Regions from separate parts of the Homo sapiens genome. Here region 1 is linked to region 2. A link is a loop called in an ENCODE intact Hi-C map of the cell type or tissue named here. Cell type or tissue: CD4-positive, alpha-beta T cell. All regions are shown on one strand.

Region 1 (2,500 bases), 230 kb after region 2:
GACAGTTTCAGTTCACAGGTGGATGTTCAGAGGTACCTAGTGCCTCATTCTAACCTGGTTTCTCTTTGCTCCTTCAGTTGTCTGCTAGTCATATTTGTTCATGCCTGGCCCCCAGTTATTAATACAGGTTGAGTTCTAGTCCCCGAAACTTTTTAAGCCTTAATGCAAATTAGTCAAAAAAACGCAGATATAAGAAAGGGGACCCACTGCTAGTTCCAGACCCAAATGTCTACTTTGGCTTAGCTGGGTGAAACTTTTAATACTGTATTTATGTAGAGACTGAGCTGGTGGCTCTGCCTGAAAAGGCTAAACAATTTAACGAAAAAAAAAGTCATTCATTCGATGAGTTATGAACTGGTTAATAAGCCATGTGAGTCCAGGCCCTTCAGGAAGCAGGCACCGAGATGGGATGAAGGCTGGACATGGTGGCTTGTGCCTGTAATCCCAGCACTTTGGGAGGCTGAGGCAGGAGGATTATTTGAACCCAGGAGTTTGAGATCAGCCTGGCCAGCATAGGCAGACTCTGCCTCTATAAAAAGTAGAAAAAAAAAAAGAAAAATTAGCCAGGCACTATGGTGCACACCTGTGGTCCCAGCTACTTGGGAGGCTGAAGTGGGAGGATGGCTTGAGCCCAGGAAGTTGAGGTTGCAGTGAGCCATGATCACACACTGCGCTCTAGCCTGGGCAACAGAGCAAGACCCTGTCTCTCTCTCTCTCTCTCCAGAAATACATTATAATATATAATTAAACATATAGAAGTTATTATATATTTATAATTTAATTATAATTTTAAAACAATTTAATTATAATTTAATTCCTATATATTTAATTATAACATATAATTAAATATATATTTATATTTATACATTTAATAGAACTATATATTTATTTATATTTATATATTTAATAGAAATATATATTTATATTTATCTATTTAGTAGAAAAAGAAAGAAAAAGAAAATAAAAAAAAAGATGGGATAAGATGTGCAAGAGATCTCTTTGGGAAATGTCTGAGGTGGGCAGGAAGTCAAAGGGGCCAAAAGAGTCATCAGTTTGAGACATAGTTCTGGCTCCTAGTCAAAGCTGGGCATCAGAGGAGGCCCTCATTTCCGAGGAATGGGCCTGTCTCAGTCTCGGTCATGCTCAGTTTTGAGCTGGAAGCAGCCCTGGGGAGGCAAGGTCTCAGCACAAACACAGCGATGGGTTTCAGAGCAATAGCTGGGGCCGCAGTCGAACTTCTGAAAGGCGCAGTTCCATTGAGATGATCAAGTGGGTTTGTGCATAGTGACATTTAGAGCGATTCTTAGGAAGTTTCCGGGAAAAAAAAAATTCTACTGGGAGGATCTTTCGGCATTTCCTGTTAGAGGCCTTCTCTTCTGACAGCCCTCTAGAAATTTCACACTGTACTCTATTTACTTATCACAGCAATCTGACAATGTCTCACCTTCCAAAGTGCTTGGGGTTTGTGGTCAGCTATGTGTTAACTTTTTGATCAAAGTGGGGGGTTCTAAGTAGAACGACTTTAACAGAAAGTCATTTGGCACTGAATCTGCTGAGTGACTATAGCTTTGAGTGCTTTGACAGCTATGAAACCACTCTATTTTGATTAAGTCCCTTACCCAAATGGCTCAAGTGGTGGGGTCAGAACTGGAAAACAGACCTCCTGACGCCCAACCCAATGCTTCTCTCAGTATTTTTCAATGGTATTTTATTTTCCCCTTAAGTTCTCCTTCATTGTTAGCGATAGTTTGGACCCCTGAAAACTTCACCCTGGCTTGCAAATCCCCTGGGACCTGTGGGACCTGTGGGCATCTAAGAGGGATGTTTTGCTCAACGTGGTGGGAGGACTTCATTCTATGCCATCTCACCTTATCTCTGATGCCTGCATTTACCATTTCCTCCTCATTAAAATCTTCACTCACTTATCCTTTGTCTCCCAGCATCCTCTCTCAGTTCCAGCCACAAACCTTGGCTGTGTTATCCCTGCTGCCTCTGGCTCCCCTCTTTTGACCCAGAGTCCCACTGGGTGGATCAACCAGGAGCTGTCTACACATTGGACATAGCTTGGGGCCTTCCCACCCTTGTGTTAAGGGACCCCACGCAGGAAGGTTGGCACCTGCAGCTTGGCCACGCATCAAGGAGTGAATTACTGATGTCATGGAATAGGCTTTTGAATTCAGCGGACCTAAGATACCTTCCCACCCTCAGAATCTGTAAACTTTTAGAACTCTATTCATAGCAGGAATATACTCTTCTCTGTGGCACTGAACTAAATTAGAGAAAATGCATTGACTGCGGACAGGGAAGGGAGTTTGATTAATTAGGGGCCTAGCTCAGGCATGGCAGCAAACTTTCACTGCTCCTGCTGTTGCTGTACATTAGCATTCAGCTGTTGCCGAGTTTTAAATAGCACCTCTCCCCCAAAGGAAAACTTCAAGGTCCATTCATTTACTAAAGCCTACAAATTTTCCCAGGGGATCAAATGCTAGACTGTCAGCCC
Region 2 (2,500 bases):
CCAGCATCAACTGCCAGATGTGTGTATGAAGATGCCTCTAGATGACTCTGGTCCTTGTTGAGTCACCCCCAGCCTTCAGGTATTCCCACATGAAGCACCAGGCTTCATGGAGCATAGCCCAGGTGTCTCTGCTGTGCTCTGAAATTCCTGGACCAGGCAATCGATGAGAATAATCCTGTGGTTGTTTTATGGCACTAAATTATGGAGCAGTTTGCAGTACAGCAACAGCAATAGGGTACTCAGGTTCAACTGTCAAGAGACCAGTCAACAGTGTAGCAAATAGATAACAGGCAAGAAAAGCCACACAAAACCAGGTGTGAGAAGTGGTCCTATTTCATTGCTTGGTCACGGATTACTGAACAGGAGATTTGAAACCCTTAACGGCATATCTGATCAGCAGGGGTTTAATGGGAAGAAGATGATTGGAACATAATTCCAGAGTAAAAGAAAGATATATGAACAAGCAGATGAGGGTAAAGTGGTCCTGTATGTGAGGAAGGCATAAGTAATTTTAAAACAAAAATTTATAAAATATCTATGGGAGGAAATTACATTTTCATGTGAATCTGAAAATCACACTCACATATAATAAAACATTTGCGATTTGATGATGCAATATACTCTTGGAGGTTGCTTGAGAAGGCAGATTGTCAGATGAAGTAAACTTGTGTATTTATTGGCTTACTAGAACATATTTAGCATCCTTTTTTGGGAACCACTGAGTGAGTGAATGAGGTGGTAAAGTATACTTTTATTTTTCAAGATTGAATGGATAAAACAGTGAAACATGAGTGTAAAAAAGTGGAGGTACTCTTTTTTCCTTTTTCTCTTAATATATATGTATTTTTTTTTCTTTTTCTTTTTCACACCTGGCGAACAGGAAATAGTGGTGCTCTTTATTGTAGATCACCTGACTTGTCCCAAAGACTGAGTAAAAAATGAGATGATAGAAGCTGTTAATTGAATGCAAACAGTACTACTTGATGAAACAAATGGTGGAAAATGCCTTATTATGATGGAAATTAAAGGTGATGTTTTTAAGATCTGGGGATATAAAAATAGACTGGCATATAAACCAGGCCAGGTGTTAGCTATAATTCTTTTAGCAGTGGTGTTTATGCCCAGTTAAATTCAATATCCTCATGGGAGAAGGGAGATAACTGAGATAAAATAGGCAAATTAGTTAATGAAAAATTGAAAAATAGAATATGAAAAGGTAATAACCCATATGAGCCAGGTAAATTACAGACACAGTGGAAGTTCAAGAAATAACCATTTCTGGATCAATATTTTCATGTACTTAATATTTTTTCCTTGGTGATTAATAGCATAATCAAAGAGGCTGTTATGGGTAAAAATATGTCTCTTAAAATATGGTAAAATTGACAAGGTGAGGAAAAAATGAGGTCACTGAAAAGTGTTAATTATAAATTAGGAAACCAAAAATTCTCACAGGGACTGAAAACCAACTTAAAAAAAAAAAAACCAACGTACCAAACTTTTTTTTTTTTTTTTTTTGAGACAGGGTCTCTCTTGCCTAGGCTGGAGTGCAGTGACAAGATCACAGCTCATTGCAACCTTGACCTCCTGGGCTCAATCGACCCTCCCACCTCAGCCTTCTGAGTGCCTGGGACTACAGGTGCACCCCAGCATGGCTGGCTAATTTTTGTATTTTTTTTTTTTGTAGAGATAGGATTTTGTCATGTTGCTCAGGCTGGTCTCAAACACCTGGCCTCAAGCGATCTATCCTCTTCGGCCTGGAAAGGTGCTGGAACTACAGGCATGAGCTACCATGCCCAGCTCAAACCAAACTTTTAATTGCAGCATGGTGCTCTGCTAATGTAACTCAGTGAGCAATCACAAAGTGAACACATCCCTGTTACCACCACCCTAGTCAGGAAATAGGACATCACCACATCAGAGGCCCCCCGACAACCATGTGCCTCATCCTAATTCTTAACATCTCCACCCTCACCAAATGTGACTGCCATCTTGACTTTTAACACCAAAGATTAGTTTTGTTTGTTTCTGTTCTTTATATAAGTGTGCTGACACAATAGGTCTCCTTTTAAGTTTGGCTTTTGCTCCCCTTAACATTATGCTTGTGAGATTCATCAATGTCATTGTAATAGCAGTTAATTTTTGTTGCTGGGGAGTATCCTATCGTATCACTGTACCATAATTTATATGAATAAATAAGTAGTATTTATTCATTCTACTGTTGAAGGAATTTTGGGCTGTTTCACATATCATGCTATAATGAATATTCTTGTTCATGCTTTAGGATGCAGAGATTTCTTTTGGGTGTGTTCTTAGGCATGAATTGATGTCATAGGATATGTGCATTTTCAGTTTCTCAGCTGATACTGAGAAAGTGAAAAGTGACGGAGCTGTTAACGGCACTTCCTCTAATAGTGTAGGAGAGTTCCAGTTGCTCTCCTTGTCAATATTGATATTATCAATCTTTCTAACTTTAGCTATTCTAATGAGTGCATGCTGC

The links. Peaks named below come from ENCODE experiments on the same cell type or tissue, not always from the same donor. Only the 100,000 strongest peaks of a DNase experiment are listed, where the experiment ranks them.
Region 1: a loop joins it to region 2, with 2.5 times the contacts of the local background. A loop is called at or near these places in 1 of 110 quality-filtered maps.

The regions. Positions count from the first base shown.
Region 1 is chr14:24,691,741-24,694,240 of GRCh38, forward strand. No RefSeq gene overlaps it. Among named protein-coding and RNA genes, the nearest start is that of GZMB, 59 kb to the left of the region's middle. In CD4-positive, alpha-beta T cell, no CTCF peak of the experiment used is centred here; a DNase peak (open chromatin) is centred at 1,461; H3K27ac peaks cover 973 bases.
Region 2 is chr14:24,463,665-24,466,164 of GRCh38, forward strand. All of the region lies in intron 2 of LOC101927045 (a long non-coding RNA gene), which reads left to right. Among named protein-coding and RNA genes, the nearest start is that of SDR39U1, 22 kb to the left of the region's middle. In CD4-positive, alpha-beta T cell, no CTCF peak of the experiment used is centred here; no DNase peak of the experiment used is centred here.